2 separate regions of the Mus musculus genome follow, and region 1 is linked to region 2. The links are chromatin loops, found by intact Hi-C in ENCODE. Cell type or tissue: heart. All regions are shown on one strand. Links, peaks and the distances in the headings refer to the core of each region. The heading gives the core; the rest is flanking DNA. Region 1 overlaps LOC115488208 (a long non-coding RNA gene). Region 2 holds the start of Cplx2 (complexin 2).

The links. Peaks named below come from ENCODE experiments on the same cell type or tissue, not always from the same donor. Only the 100,000 strongest peaks of a DNase experiment are listed, where the experiment ranks them.
Region 1: a loop joins it to region 2, with 2.0 times the contacts of the local background. A loop is called at or near these places in 10 of 42 quality-filtered maps.

Annotation. Positions count from the first base shown.
Region 1 is chr13:54,318,977-54,327,298 of GRCm38, reverse strand. All of the region lies in intron 2 of LOC115488208 (a long non-coding RNA gene), which reads left to right. It also overlaps a transcript of Cplx2 not described here. Among named protein-coding and RNA genes, the nearest start is that of Gm52068, 11 kb to the left of the region's middle. In heart, for the core only: CTCF peaks have their summits at 4,075, 6,685 and 6,886 (motif pointing right); a DNase peak (open chromatin) is centred at 3,588; H3K27me3 peaks cover 1,262 bases.
Region 2 is chr13:54,368,481-54,376,802 of GRCm38, reverse strand. It overlaps Cplx2 (complexin 2), which reads right to left and starts at 5,454. Exons shown (of 4, transcript NM_009946.3): 1 at 5,228-5,454. The region is part of intron 1 of LOC115488208 (a long non-coding RNA gene); the gene reads left to right. In heart, for the core only: CTCF peaks have their summits at 3,849 (motif pointing right), 5,067 and 5,268; a DNase peak (open chromatin) is centred at 5,062; H3K4me3 peaks cover 1,670 bases; H3K27me3 peaks cover 4,810 bases.

The DNA of each region.
Region 1 (8,322 bases), core at 157-8,156, 50 kb after region 2:
GCGCTGGGGAGGCGCTCTTGTCCCATCTTCAACTGTCATCTTAGAAGCATCAGGCCAGAGGAAACTGATAACAGAGAACAGCAACAGTCTCTTGTTCCACTGCCCAAGACACTCCGGAAGACAGAAGCAATCAAGATGGCACATCCTGGCTAAGCCAGCTTCATGGGGAAGGATGGAAGGGAGAAGAGGCTGTTGGTCCCAAGCAGTGTGTTGGGATGAGTGTGGGGCCCCAGCTAGTCATCTCTTCTAGTCCTTGGGATAGATGGGATAGATGCCTGGTATTTGGGAGCCAGATGAAATCCCGGGGGAAAGAATTTCCCAGGCAGTTTGGGGTGAGTTTGAGGAGACTCCTAGTCCCTCAATTCCCAGTTGGTTGGCTTTTGCATGCCGCAGAGCCCCTTGAATGCTCAGTTTCCTATGTGTACCAGGAGTGAGTAAACTTGCCTCTAGGGGACACTGTTGAGTCTGGGGTGTGTGTGTGTGTGTGTGTGTGTGTGTGTGTGTGTGTGTGTGTGTGTGTATGTGTGTAGTGATGGTGCTGGCTAGAATACTACTTCCTCTCCTCATTCTCCGCTACTAAGGTCTCCTGGGTAGCTGATCTCTTTGCCAAGTTCTAGGTCAGTTAAGCCTGGAGGGGCCAGGCCCTGCTTTCAGATCTCTCTCATCCCGCCACCGAGACAAGTCCATTCTTGTTTCTGGGTCTCAACTGTACAGTCTGGGTAATGAGAGTGCTGTGCAATGTCCCTCTTCCGCAAGCTATGGCTTGCCTGTTTCTGAATTTCTTCCCATGGTAGGATACCAATGGAGGGTATCTGGCAGCTAGGCAAGCTGACTACCGATTTTGTCTTATTTCTTCACTTTGAGTTAGAGTAATTTCACCTTGTGGCTTACCTCTTGCTGATCAAAGCCCTGACTGGCAGTTAAGTGCCTTTGATTAATAAAAAATGGGGGAAATGAATTAATCATGATTTCAATTCGGCGTGTTTGGGGAACATACTCTTTAAAAAAAGCCAAATCTGCTAGGGCCAGGAGGGGAAACACTGTGTGTCTTTTGGGGTGAGAGAGTGGGACCAGGAGTATATGTCTGTGGAGTGTCCGGTTGTGGACGGAGGACCCGTGCAACAGAAGGCAGCCCGGTGCCACTGCTTGGACAGGAGGCTTGGTCCCTTTAAGGCTCCTCTCTCTATCTGGAGCCCCAGGCCTGTGCGGAGGAGGACATGCATTATTGAAAGCGCATTTCAATACCTATTCTCCCCCTCCTCCTGTGGGTGGCAATCACAGTTTACATAATCTGTCTCTCTGTCCTCCTAGGCAGCTGCTCCCTTCTGCCTGAGTGGTTGAGGAGGGGAGGGAGGAGAGGGGAGAGCTATTAACTCTATGCTGCCACCTCAAGTCTCAGCCAAGGTGTCTTGTATCGAGGGGTGACAGCAGATCTTGACCCTACACAGTCCCAGGCTCAATAGTTCCAAGTGACTTCCATGTACACTTGGTCCCACTCCCATGATCTTGAGTGATTGGATGGCTCCCATCCTAGTATCCTTGTAAATAGAGCTACCTCTCTGTCTGGGGTACAGGACCATGCCCCCATCAGGACCATATCCCTATCAGGATCGTATCCCCATCAGGACCATGTCCCCATCAGGACCATATCCCCATAAGGACCATGCCCCCATAAGGGTCATATCCCCATAAGGGTCATATCCCCATCAGGACCATATCCCCATCAGAACCATGTCCCTATCAGGACCATATCCCCATCAGGATCGTATCCCCACCAGGACCATATCCCCATAAGGACCGTATCCCCATAAGGGCCATATTCCCATAAGGACCATGCCCCCATCAGGACCATGTCCCCATCTCTAGGTCCCTCTTCACCTAGTATGACTCATCCATCTCTAGGTCCCTCTACAACCTGCTTGTGTGGCAGCGGTTGACTACCTTGTAGTTCAAGTTCAGCAAACTCCAAACAGCCCTTATCGGCTTTCTCCTGAAGCATTGCTCCTGCATTTGTCCTGGCTCTGTCTTTTCTCTTCCTGTCACTCAGGAAGCCATCGGCTATACATCCATTCACTACTGAGGCACTCAGCCATCCATCATCCTTACTACCGTTCCTTTATCCACCTTTGTATCCATCCATCTAACCATCTTCCATCTGTCCGTCTATCCACTCACTATTTACTAAGAGTCTAGCATTTGTCAATATTGAGAGCACAGTGACAGACAACAGATGCTAGATCTGTCCCTCTCTATTCTTAAAACCCTGTGAAGACAGCATGCAGGTGAGTAGACTATTGGACTAAGCAGGAGAGTGTGGGAGAGGGTGAAGCACTGCAGAGGCAGAGGAGAGGCACCCTGGCACTCGGGAACCTTGGTGGATAGTGAACACTTGTTTTGAGACAGGGTTTCTATGGGTAGCCCTGGCTGTCCTGGAACTTACTCTGTAGACCAGGCTGGCTTTGAACTCACAGATCCATCTGCCTGCCTTTGCCTCCTGAGTGCTGGGATTTAAGGTGTGCGCTACCAACAGCCCTGCTTGAGTGCCTGTTTGAGGTGATGATACCCAAGCAGACCCCTGATTGCGAAGGAGGGAACCCAATTCTCTCCTCAGGGTCCCTTGGCTCTACTTCCTGTGACTTTCCCTTCCTTCTCTTCTTCTACCTGGTCTTATTTGGCCTGGGTTGGAAGATCACATTATCACCAGCCTTGGGGGACAGAGTGTGACCAGGACCTGGCTGTGGGAATGGGGTTAGGGCTTAGTCTGCTGGCGTTCAATCCAGAATACCACTGGCCCTGTGGGAAGCAGGCTGCCCATTTCCACTCAGGTTCCTGGCTGGTACAAAGGGGGTTTAGACAGCTGGCCAAAGAGTGAGGAGCACAAGTAGAGACCAGATGGAGACAGGAGGGCAGACCCGTGTGTTCCCAGCAATGGCAGACTGCCTTCCCTTTAAGCCTTTTGTAGTTGTGCTCTGTCTGTCATTTGCAGTCAAAGGAGCTCTCATTAACAGCAAAGATCCTCAGCAACAGCAGGACACATTTCCACATCCTTTGTCTTATTTGATTTCACAACAGCCCCAGGAGGCTGTTTATAGGTGCTGAGACACAGGCTTAGACAGTCCAGTCAGCAGATCTAGACTGGGGGGTCTTTAAATCCTATTCCTTACAGCCCCTGATGGTGAATACTGAGAGGAAGCAGAAAGGATGTCAGACAAAGACTTAGGTTTGAGAGGAAAGGATGGGTCAAAGGGAACCAAAGACAGCTCGGAAGGAAGCCCTGGTCTTTGAAAGAACTTCTGTGGGTGGAAGCGAGCCGAGTTTATAAGGGAGTGAGTCAGAAGCAGAGAACTATAGACAGGGAGGGGAGGTAACAACATTGAGGTTCGCTACATTCTAGCCAAATGAGTTGAGGACCGAGCAACTGGTGTCCCAGAGGGGGCCCTACTCTCCACAGCCAGCCTGTATTTTATTGCTTGACCATATTTCAAGATCTGACCTTCTCCAGCAAGCATCCCCTGAGTCCAGTCTCCTTCCTGGAGACTCCCCAGTCCTCCTCCTGGGTCCCCTTTGTCACGCTGGTCACATTGGTCCCTTTGGTTCACCTAGTATGACTCATCTGCCCCTGAGGAAGTCTACGCCTTGCTTGGCTCTGATTAGACCCAAGCTCCTAACCCCATGTCTGGCACCCAGGCGGGGCTGAAGGTATATTTTTAAAAAACGGTTTATTTGAAGGAAATGAATTCCAGATAAGGCATAAAGTCAGGATATGAGTCTGACAGAGGACAGAGTAGGGAAAAGCAATCAACACAGACAGAGACCAAGCCAGCGAGGAATATAGACAGGGGAGGTGGAGGTCTGAGGAGAGACCTAGAGTGCGGCTGAGGGGGTAGCTCAGAGCCCATTGGACTTGTACGGCTCGTCTGGCCTTGGTTCTTGGAAAGTTCTTCATCCTATTTTGTGGGAGTACCATCTGGAAAAGATCCAGTTTGCCTAGAATCTTGTAGAACCGGGAAGAATAATCCTAAAGGATGGGTGTGGAGAAGTCAGTGTAACAAGAGTTCTTGCAGTTCCTATTCCTGCCGCTGGGGGCATGAGATGCAAGACAGGTAAAAGGATGACGCAACCACCAAAGGTGGGAAAGGGCCCCAGCCCAGAGCAGCCTGATCTCTTGGCACCGCTGCATCCTGGGCCTTTCCCAGAGAGTCTGTGGTGTGTGTGACCCTATCTTTCAGTAACTGCGTTTGGATTCTAACTCGGGAAAGGACCCACCTTCACAGGCTGCTGGTCTGCAAATTCTCCCCCTCTGCTCTGGAACCAGATGGCTGACCGACAATCCCTGTCTACCGCAGCTTTTGTCTTTATCCTCTATGGTCCTGAGTACCGTCCAAAGTAATCCTATTTATTCTGTCCATCTGCTTGTTTATTGTCTGTCTCTCCCACTGTGAGAGACTCAATGGCAGGGACTCTGTGGGTCTTTCAGTGTCTAGCCCGGCACCTGGAGATGCTCACAGAATGGCTAGGCAAATTAGTGAATGGGAGGACGGGTGGATGGGTGGGGCGGGGATTGGATGTGCTTGGAGGTGGAGTTGATGAAGCATTTCACCGAGTAGGGCTCCAAAAATAAAGGCATCCGAGCTGTGAGACGAGAACCCTTGAGAAGAGAAAAGGCCCTTCCTTCTAGGGCTAATTGCTTGCTCTGAGCTGAAGTACAGCAGCTGCTGGGAGACCAGACACAGGGAGGTCCCTAGGGAGGAATGCAAACCCAACCCCCGGGACACCTGCTCTCTGGCAGAGAGGAAACCCGCTAGGGGCTGGCTGTCGGCTGTAAAGGCAAAGGCATTCTAATGTCACTACTTAGAGATGAGGGAGCCCCAGCACTGGATTGGGCAGGATGAGGGGCACCGGTCCTAGAACTTGTGGAGGAACATGAGCGACTGTGTGCCAAGAATCCCCAGGGGGTACTGCTGGACACTTCTTTCGTTTTGTTTGTTTGTTTCTTTTTTGAGACAGTGTTTCTCTGTGTAGCCCTGGCTGTCCTGGAACTCACTCTGTAGACCAGGCTGGCCTGGAACTCAGAAATCCGCCTGCCTCTGCCTCCCAAGTGCTGGGGTTAAAGGCGTGGGCCACCACTGCCTGGCTTGGACCTTCTTTTGTTTGCTTGTTTGTGTGTTAAGTCCATCTCCCCCTCATCCCCCACCAGCCTTCTCACCACAGCTCAGAGGAAGACTACCAAAGCAGATAAAGAACCCGGAGCCCAGGGAGCTAAAGGGATAAGCCAAGGTTCAGTTGTACAACTGTAGCCTAGACGGGACTTGATCCACTTGATCTAAATGGATAGGCACCCAACATGACACCAGGGTGGGCTGCTCATCTCTGCCAGGATTTTCGGTGTGAGGGGAGCCAAGAAGGGAGAGCAAATAGGTAAAATTACTGTCCAGCAAAATAGGGGTGATGATGTTTTTGGAATCATTCTTTGTTCTTCTTTCTCTCTTCTAATTCTTCCTGGGCCTGCCTGTTTTCATCTGAGATTGGCATAAAAATGGACACAAGGCCCCCACACATAGACTCCATTCCCATCTCCAACTGTATTGGCAAATCACCCCTACCTGTGAGATGCTGATAACAATTCTGAACCCTTAAGGCAGAGCAAGAATTCACGGAGGAAGTGGGTGCAATGTACCAACAGCCTAAGTGATGCTGAGTGAATTGGCCATAGACCCAGGCCACTCCACCTGAGACGAAATGTGGATCTTGCCCTCGTCCCGCCAGGGGCTTGAACCCTTCATGAAAGAGGGCAGAGGAATATAATCTAGCAATGAGAAAGAATCTTAGCTCTAATAGTGAGCGAATGAAGTCAGAGGCTTGAGTTCAATTTTGGCGTGACTTCACTGATATGAAATTCGAAACCAAATCAAGTGCTCCTAGGAGGTTAGCCGTTGAGGCGGTGGTTCCTTTCGTGGGGCAGGTAGGGGCTGTGAAGTGGAGAAATGGGGCTGTCTGTGGTAGCGTCCCTTCCTGGTTTGAGTGGGTTGTATCGGTACAGTCCGGTGTGGAACTCCATGGAACGCTTTGCGAATGCAGGAGAGCAGTTGAACTAGCTTCCTGTGTGGAAGGCGTGGTTCCCAAGGAGGCGTGGCTTAAAGACCGGGTTTTGAGAGGGAACAGGCTCATGAGAACTCTGTCTATACCAGCGGAGTAAGTCACTGATGGTTTAGAGCTGGAGGACAAGTCTCCCGAGGTATATCCTGTAAGAGTCTGTCCATTTCCTCTGTCCCTGCTTTCTGGCTGACCGGTGGCAAGCAGTTCTTCCTCTGTCTACTCTGCCATGGCGTTACTCCTGCATCAAGTCTAACAGCCACAGAGCCAATCACCCACGGAACGAAACTTCGGAAACCTTGATTTAAAATAAATCTTTCCTATTTTACAAAACAAATTCGTCTTAGCTTATATGTATGCGTGTTTGGTGTGCACATATGTGCAGTACACACGGAGGTCAGAAAAGGGCATTGTACACATCCCTCCGACCCAGAACTGGAGTAACAGGCAGTTGTGAGCCTCCATGTGGGTGCTGGGAATTGAACCTGGGTCCTCTACAAGAGCAGCAATATGCTCTTAATCCCTGAGCCACCCCTGCAGCTTTTTCTTCCTTTTTGAGCTGATCTTTGGTGTTTTGTGACAGCGATAGAAGCTGACTAACATAGTCATATTTCAAGATTTTTTTCTGAAAAATAATCTAAAAAACAAGGATTAAATAACTCCATCTATGGTTTGATCTTAGCTTGGGACGGGACGGGACGGGACGGGGTGGGGGGGGGGGGTGTTTCAGCTTTGTGGCTATTCACGTCTTAAACAGCAGGGGGCAGTAGGTAGGCCTTCCACACACCAGGCTGTTCGCCACCCTCTGCTTTCGCCTCTCCTTTCCTGAGTACTTCTCCCCTGGGGGTCCATATGCTCCCTTGCAAGCTCCCATGGCCCTATCACATACCTTCATTTATCTCTGCAGTTCTCACGTGGGTTATGATCGATATCCTGCTAGTTCCCCAGCATCAGGACCAGTGACAGATCCATTTCTATGTCCCCATGTTGAATTTGCTATGTAGGCCAAGATAGCCTTGAATTCAGAGATCTGCCTGCCTTAGCCTCCTGAGTGTTGGATTAAGGGTGTGTGCGACTAGATCCAGTTTAGAAAACCATTATTATTTTAGGCTCCTATTTGCCTTACCAGGGAGTCCATTATTTAATTCAGGTAGAGCCTTCTTTGCTGTCCTGTGATACACTTTCTAGAAATTTCTATTTTCCAGGATAAATGACCCTAATTTACATATTTATACCCTCTGTCTGTCTGTCTGTCTGTCTGTCTGTTGGTCTGTGTGTGTGTGTGTGTGTGTGTGTGTGTGTGTGTGTGTGTTTGTGAAGCACAAATGGCTTCATAGCCCCTCTCTTGATCCATCACCTCCATCCTTACCACACTTAGTTCATAAGAACAACTTCTGGAGGCCAAGGTGGTGATTGGTCAGGGGGAGGGGCAGAGTCTTTTTCCTTAAACCTCATTCCCTGGGGACACCAGATCCTCTCATTACACAGAGAGCAGGATATTGGAGGTGGGGGTAGGAAGCTCTTATTCCTTTCAGCAGAGATATGCAAATGAGAACTGGCTGACAGCACTTAGGAATTTCTGTTGGGACCCTAGACTCACTGCCTCCAGACGCAGTGGAAGAGAACTGACCTCAGCGGAGGCCTTAGGGTGCACTGGCCCTTTAAGAGCACAGTCTCATAGACTGCAAAGACTGTTCTCGCCTGGTCTTCCTACCTTTTAGGACGCCCTACATTAAACACGCAAATGAAGAGCTGCTTCCACATCGTGACTATGAGGAACCCATTGCTATGTGAGGATATTGGATCCTTGCCTGAGACACTCTGGGAATTTAAGGTCACCTCTGGAGCCCCAGACACTGTCTGCAGGTCATGGTCCTTGTACAGGCTCAGTGAATATATGCTTTCACCAATTTCTCCATCTCGAATAGCGAGGAGGCTAATGAGACTACTCTGGCCATTGGCTGAGGTGAGACTCAATGGCTATGACTTCCAGGCTGAGGTGTTTAAGGGGAACAGGTGGGCTCTCTGCTCCTTCCCCTGCTGCATATGACGCGAAGCTAGTCTGCCTCCCAGAGTTGCCACTTGGAAGGAAACTCTCCTCGTTTCCCAGGTGATATCATGTGAAGGAGAAATGACCACTACTCTGTCAAACCACACACAACCAGCCTTTATTGGTCACCACAGTGCAATCTAGCCATCATCCACAAGTAGCCCCTCCTCTGTCACTGC
Region 2 (8,322 bases), core at 79-8,078:
CTGCCTGGGATCTTTTTGGTATAGAAAAACCATAATGTTCTAGATGAAAAAGTTCCCAAGGGCTTTGACACCAGACTGGTTAAAGATTCCAGACTGGGTCTCTATGAACACTTCAGCTTGTTCCAGATGCGGCAGCGCTCAGGTGATATTTGTTCTGATATTTAAAGGAAAAAGAAAATGCAGGCCAAGTGTCTGGAGGCGTAGAGGAAACTTACACAAAAGGCAGCCAACGCTGACTACATATTTACGGGACCCCATGAAACCCAAAAGGCATGCAGGCTTTCCAGTTAAAGGCAAGAGGACCCACCCTGACCCAGAAATCCGAGTTTGAAGGTTGCTCAGCTCTGTGGAGATGGTTTCCGTTGATTTCAGACCTTGGGGAGAAGACTTAATTTCTAAGAACAGGAAATGAACGGTGAACAAATGGAGTGGTTTCAGGAACTCTGGAGTCTCTGCGTGGTGTTTACACAGAGCTCAGAGCATTGCCAGGTGGTGGAGGAAGGTGCAGCCTGTCGTCTAATTTGAGAGGATTTCCAGTTGGAAGGCAGGGCACCTGGGCTGGAGCTCAGCTCTGTCCCTGACTTGCTGCACGGCTCTCCTGGGACCAGATGCTCCCCTGCTCCCCCCCCCCCACTCCCCTGCAGAAGCCTCCATGACCTAGGCCTGTACCCTCAACAACTCCCTTCTTCCTCCTGAAACTCAGCTCTCTCCTCGGCTTGCATCTCCCCACACTTCCTCCCTAAGGAATTCTGAGGCATACCTTAGCTTGGCTCCTTGGGTCTACTCCAAAGCCCTGTTGTCTAACCTTGGTGTGGCCCTCTTAGCCTTGAGGCGACCTCCTTGCTCATCTGCCTGAGAGAGGCCTAAGCTGTTTCTCACTTCCTCTTCTCCTTCTTCTAGTTTTAACTTTTTTAAAAAAAATATTATTTATTTATTTATTTATTATCTCTCATATATTACATCCTGACTGCAGTTTCTCCTCCCTCATCTCCTCCCTCATCTCCTCCTGGTTCTTCCCCCCCCCTCTCCCCCACATCCACTCCTCCTCCATTTTTCTTCAGAAAAGGGCAGGCCTCCCAGGGATATCAATCAAATGCGGCATTTCATGTTGCAATAACGCTAGGCACCTCCCATATCAAGGCTGGATGAGGCAACCCAGGAGGAGGAAGAGGGTCCCCAAAGCAGGCAAGAGTCAGAGACAGTCCCCACTCCCACTGTTAAAGGTCCCACAAGAACACAAACAACAACTCAGCCGAGGACCTGGGTCAGATCCATGCAGGCTCCCTGATTTTTGGTTCAGTCTCAATGGGCTCCTATGTGCTCGGCTAGTTGATTCTGTGGGCCATTTTCTTGTGGTGTCCTTCACCTCTCTGGCTCCTATAGTCCTTCCTCCCCCTCTTCTGCAGGGTTCCCTGAGCTCCACCTAATGCTTCACTGTGTAACCCCACCTCTTCCTTTTTTCTTCTCTCTCTCTCTCTCTCTCTCTCTCTCTCTCTCTCTCTCTCTCTTTCTCTCTCTCTCTTTCTCTTTCTTTCTTTCTTTCTTTCTTTTTTCCTGAGACAGGGTTTCTCTGTGTAGCCCTGGCTTTCCTGGAACTCTCTCTGTAGACCAGCCTGGCCTCGAACTCAGAAATACACCTGCCTCTGCCTCCCGAGTGCTGGGATTAAAGGCGTGTGCCACCACTGCCTATTGTAACACCCCCTTCTTAACAGAAGACTTCCCTCCAGGCCGGGCTGGCTGTTGAAGGGGCCCTTTCTTCCAGTGAGGCAGCCCTTTGAAACTGGGTCTTCTCTATAAAAGGAGGGCTCCATGGCCAGTCTGAAGGTTAGAAATCATCTGTGAGATGTGTTTGTCACGTGACAGGTGCTCAGCAAATGGAAGTCACTCATGCTGTCATTAATGAAAGCTATTGCGCACACCTGCAACCTCCCCGCTCCTAGCTCCAGGGAACTCCCTCCTCCTAGATGAAGCCAATCTAGATTTTTCTCTCTGTACTTCTTTCTCTATCGATCCATCCTCACACCTTCCTTACATCTTTACTGTCCTTTCTCAGTCTCTTGGGTCTCCTCCCTTCCCCAAGCCTTTACTTTAACTATGACTTTCTTTGACTCTCTGCCCTGGAGTGAACCGGAGAGTCTTCCCCTCACCTCCTCACCTCCTTACTGCTCCTGAGACCTGCTGTTTTCACACACAGCCCACTTCACCTTCACCAGCATGGCTAGGAGACCCGTGCCTGACCAGGGGTGTCCACAGTCCTCTGCCTCTTTCTCTTTTCATAGCGTTTAGTGCTGATCATTACCCCTCCCCCACTTTCAGCCGTCTCAGATCTGAATTCCATGACACAGCACCCTTGTGGCTCCCGGGTCTCCCCAAACAGGTCTTCTGTCCTCTTCCTTGTTGGTTCCTTCTCTAAGCAAACTCTTCCTTCTCTTTCCTCTGTTCCTCCCATGGAAATCTCCCATCTGTGCCTACTGATTTAGGAGCCTTAGTTAGTCACACAGATGCACGGTGGCGTGGCGGCAGCTTTCTCTCCAAAGCCTGCACGTTTTTAACCCTCTGCTGTATGCTGTTTCCATTTCAGTCTCTGGGAGATCAAGCCTGTCCTTACAGGGCTCCCATCTTGTTCTCCTGCATGTTTTGCCAGAATTGTCTCAACCAAAACCTCCATTCACTACACATACACACACCCACTCACTCACTCACCCTGCACTCCTGAGTACCTACTGTCTACCAGGGGCTACGGAAGAGAACAGGGGCATTTTCCAACACTGGTCCTCCTAGCTGTTAGTTAACCTCATAGCAGAGCACACAGGCTTAGGTGGCCTTGACTGGGATAGAGGCACAGTCACTGTTTACCCGCCACCTCTTCCTACTGCTTTACTGCCTTGCTTCATGACTCTGTCTCTCCAGCTCGTCCCTATCTTCCACATCACCCTCAGATTCATCTTCCTCAAAGGCAGATTTGCTCACGCAAACTTACGACCCTGCAACTGGCTTCCCGTGGCCTTTGTTAAACCTACCACAGCCTGTGCTCCAACCTTCAAACCCTGCAGTCTGGAACGGGACATCTTTCTTTGCCTTTCATGTCTCATCTCTTGTACATTGCTGTGTCTTAACCAGCAACCCCCTGCCCCAAATGTTATTTCCACCTCCACCTGAGGCAGGGTGATTTGGTCGTACTAGTCCCACAGCCTCAGGACCGGTTAACCTCATCCCTGCTGGCTCAGATCTTGGCACTACTACTTATTAAATGATGTTGACCTGACTTAATGTTTTCTCATGTGTAAAATGGAGACGGTTGATGCCTCGTGCAAGGCCTGCTGTGAGCACCGAGATTATGCAAATCAGGTGTCTAAGCCAGTAAGTGTCCTTGTTGTTGTCATAGGCATCCACAACAGTGCCAACTTTTCTAAGACCCTTTGCTAACAGTACTTCCCTTCGTGCAGACCCTGTTCTCCCTGACACGACAGGATGGGTTGCTTTTGTGAGACCTAAAGCACTTTCTATTCATGCTCTTGCTGTCTGGGTATCGTTTCTTTGTGATCTGGGGAGCTTCTCTGTTGCCTGTCTTACCCATTTCACCTATCTGGAGGCTCCTCAGAGGATATCCTCTTCAGCGTGCTTGCTCAGTGGAATTTAGTGTTGTGTGCACGGGCTCAAAGCATGAGCCTGCATGTCTGATTCTAAACCTCTTAGACACTGGCGTGTGTGTGTGTGTGTGTGTGTGTGTGTGTGTGTGTGTGTGTGTGTGTGTGTGTGTGCGTGCGCGCCTGGAGCTACCAGGAGGACCGCGGGAGAGAGGGCCTGCAGATTGTGTGCAGTTGAGAATTTGGGCCTCACCGCCAGGAGGCGCTCCTCAGCGGTGCTGCGGAAAGCTGCCGTCTGTCTCCGCGCGGGAAGGAAGCTGGTGGGGGTGGAGGATGGTGCTGCTGGTAGGGTGTTGGACTGGGGGAAAGGGGGAGGGGGTGTAGGTAGGCTGATGCAAATGTTTCCATGCTGCCAGTCACCGGGGACCCAGGGCAGGCCCCTCATCTTTCCTCCAGACCCCACACTCCCACACCCCTGCTGTCAGTCCCAGCCAAAGGCAGCTAAGGCACCTGCTCTAGTTCCAGTTCGAGTCCCAGAAACCGGGCCCCTCCTTCTGACAAGCACACATGAGCACCTGCAGTGTTTGTCTTTGCGGCTGTTTTTCTCTGATTCAAGTACGGGCTACAATCACAACTCAATTCAACACTCCGTTGTTTTTTTGTTTTTTGTTTTTTTGCAAGGGACTCCACGCTAATGGCAGTGGCTGAGACAGAGGACGTCTCCCCTACTTCCCCACCCCACGCCCCTAGCAGCAAGACGTCTCAGAGGTGGCGGGGAGGGTGTGTGTGTGTGGGGGGGGGGGGGCGGGGGGTGCAGCGAGGTCCGGCCAGAGTAAAAGGATCAGTCGTCTGGGTCATGAAAGTGCGGGGGTTTTCCCCCCACAGAAGAGAGGGCAGGCTTCCAGGCGCCGCTCCCCCGGCCCTCATGGAGACCAACAGCTCTGCCCTGGGGCCCTTAGTTGGTCAGTGCGTGTCCCCTTCCCCCAACACTTGCCTCTCAATTCTGAACCTTCGCCTGCTCTTAAACTTTGCCAGGGAGAGGAGGGTCTGAGACTGAGGAGCAGCCTGTGACCCTGCACAGGCTCGTGCTACTCCAACAGCGCTCCTGCGGGAAGAGGACAAATAGCCCCCCTGCCCCCCACCGACGTGGCCTCTCCTCTCTCCACCTGGCCTCTGCCACCCTCGGGTTCCCTTGGGAACCGAACTCTACCCCTCGGGGTGACTCTCTGCTCCTGTAGCAGAGGGTCCGGGAGGGCTTCAGGGGTAGCCACACCCCAAGCAGCCGAGGACCACGTCCCCCACCCTAGTCTTGCGGGCTCGAAGTTGTTCTCCAGGTTCACACTTGAGTCTCCGCACTCGGGGCGGTCGGAGCTCCCCAAGCCCCACTGCTCCGGGTGCGCATCTGCCCACATCTTCCTGCCCCGAGTCTGCAGCTCCAGCGGTCCCCCTGGCCTCCGCGGGGAGCTGTCCCTTCAGCACCACAGCGAGCGGGTAGGGGCCGCAGTCCCAGCGCAGCGCCCCGCGGTCTTGGGGAGCCCCTCAAAGCTACACTGCCCGGCTTCCCCGCTGTTCCGGAGCCAGAGCGTTCCCCCACTGCCCCCAGCCCGGCTCCGCCTCCCCGGCCCACGGCCAGCACCGACCTGGTGGTCCCAGCAACCGTCTAAGCCACTGCAGGGCTCCGGCTGACTCCAGCAGGCGGTGCCGTGTGCTCAGCCAGCTCGCGCCGCTGCCTGGTGTAACTCCGCCAGGCAAGCTGGGGCCGAGGCTGCTGCCGCGGGCGGGCGGATGCCTAAGGCGCCCTCCAATCACGCCCCTCAGCCAGGCCCTGACGCCGTACAGCTTCTCTTCCAGAAGGGAAATTCAAAACCTCTCTCTCTCTCTCTCTCTCTCTCTCTCTCTCTCTCTCTCTCTTCCCTCCCTCTCTCTCTCCCTCCCTTTTCCTCCCTCCTGCACTCCCTCCCTTTTCTCCCCTCTCTTTCCTGTTCCCCCTCTCTTCATTCTCCTTTCCCTCTCACTGTCTCCTCCCCCTCATTTTCCCCTCTCTTCCTTATCTCCTTTCTACTCTTTTATTCTCTCCGCGTTAAGCTGTACCGATCTGCCTGCAGCTAGGCTTCATTCCCAACTCCTCCGTGTTCAAGAACCACAAGCTCGAAGGTTTGGAAGGGCTTTGGGGGCACGAGTGGAAGAAAGGATTTTAAAAGCAGAAACTCAAGTAATCACCTCTTCAGGAAAGTTCTCTTTGGTTACTCTGGGCACACTACGATAGGCACACTCCCGTTGGGGTGCCCAATTCCCTAAAGGAGCCCCAGTTTCAATCACCCCTTCTTTGTGCCTGGGAGCGGCTTCTGGACTAGACAGTCCACTGTCACATCGTTTCTGCAGTTTATGACTGTAGTGTCCAGCTATGCGCTCACTCCAGAACCACTGGTGTGTGGGATGAGGAAGGCCCTCCTAGTGGGTGAGTGGCTCTCTGCTCTGGACCCAGAAGCAGAAAGACTGCTGCAAAATTGCAGCGGGAACCCTAGGTGAGCTACTCCTGGTCTTCTGTAGATGTGTTATCCTCGGAAGAAGGAATAGTTCTCTGGTTATGTTATTCTAGAAGGCGCTGCTTTCCCTCCTAAGCCCAGGGAAGAGAAGGGAGTAGACAACAGGGGGACCCCTACTACTCGCTCAGCCTCCCCCCATACTCATCTTTCCCCCTCTCTCCTAATGAGCCTCTCCTTTCTGCCTGCCACCTATTGGCTCCCCGCCCCTTCTTTTCATCCAGCCAGAGGTGTAGGAAAATGGCTCCAGTGGGGAGGGCCTTGCACCTGGCCTTTGGAAGCAGTGCAGAAGTTCATGCATCCATCAGAGCTATGTCAGAGTGGGGATGACTTCTGCTTCTGAGATGAGATGGCTTCTCTCCCAGGAGCAAGAGCTGCAAGCTGCGGTAGGGCAGAATCCAGGGAGGGAAAGGAGGGGTTCACAGTAGATGCCTTAACGTGGGAGAAACCTTACAAGTCAGAAGACATCAGTGTGCACCCCCTGCTCCCCTGCAGACCAGGAGCTTTGTATGATGGCAGGGCCCCTCTATTTAGGTGGCCTAAAGTGTGTGTGTGTGTGTGTGTGTCACACGCTCCTGTTTCATTAGAGACACTTAGACTGGCCACTAATGCCCAAAGGGAGTTGGAAGCCAAGAGATCTGACATTTTAAGACCTGCAATCTTCCCCCCCCCCCGCACCCCTTCCCCTGCCTGCCTCTGTCTCTTCCTTTCTACAAGTTCTTCAGCAAACATGCTCTGTGAAGGGGGCCTGTGCCAGCTGCACTCTGGCTACAACTGGGGCTTTGCCTTTGACACGGACGTTGATCAAGCTAGCATCAAAATCCAAGTTGCACTTCAGATAAAAAGACAGAGTTCAGCCCTGGGTGCTGCGTTTTAAGCTGGGCTTGTGTAAGCACCGGGTCCATCCAGCTCTTGAGAGGAGGCTGGGCGGGGGCTAGTGAGGTTGAAGGGCCGGAGGGTGGCTTCCTACCCTCAGAACAGAACAGAGAGGGTGTTAGTCCTGGAAGGGCTGATGAATCTTGGCTAATTGAAATTGCCTTAGGTTAGTAGTTGGCAAAGTAGATGCTAAGGGTATGCTTGCTGAGGTGGATAAAATAACCAATGCAGGGGAAAACCAGAGCTACAGGGTTCTCCCTGTCCCCCCCCCCCGCCCCTGCCATTACTGGAGACAGCCTTAGGACAATGGGTAAAGAGAGGCAGGCTGTAGCTCTAAGAGGAAGACCCAGATCTCAGGTGGTGCTATCCAGCCCTGCCTGTGTGTCCCAGCTCAAGGCTGAAGCTGATAAGAGGACTGACCATCTGGGTGGCGGTCACATATGAATCCAAGCCTTTTGTGAATCTCTCTCTCTCTCTCTCTCTCTCTCTCTCTCTCTCTCTCTCTCTCTCTCTTTCTCTCTCTCTCTCTTTAAAATCCTCATTATTTGACATGAACTGAGCCTAGTCGCAGAAATCTTACTGATGGACAGAAGTTCAGCTTGGCCAAGTTTTGAAGCTTCGTCCTGTTGATCGATTAGGGATAACTCACAGCAGAGCTATTTCCCACAGCCAAACAGAGGTGTGGGGAGGAGTCCTTTCTGCCCGGACATGGTTCCCAAATTCTCTGTTATTATTTAAGAAAAGTAGCTGACTGTTCCAAATATCCCCCAATGATGATAATGCCACTAAACTCGGCCATGAACTACACCCCCAAAGGGCCTGAGGTGCCAACTTTGGGGCTTTTATATAAGTCACACTTTTTCATTTAATTTCTACAAACCATCATTTTCAAGATGCAGACATTGAAGCCCAGGGGGAGAAAGTAAGTCTTGAACAGAGCCAGAATTCCAGCTGATAGGGCACTGGGACTCATGGGCCTTCTAGTGCTCTGAGCTGCTTCTCTTCTGGTACGATCCGACCTTCTCTAACCTATGCAAGTGGAACGTTTGCAGCATATGTATAATGTGTGTGTGTGTGCACGTGTGTGCATGTGATATATCTCTATCTATCTATCTATCTATCTATCTATCTATCTATCTATCTATCTATCTATCTATATCTCACTGGTATTTATAACCATTCCTGTTGTCTGGTTTCTAACACACACACACACACACATGCCTGCAAGCTTTCGTGAGTGCTCGCACACACACACACACACACACACACACACACACACACACACACACACACCATATATTTACACTCAGATCAGA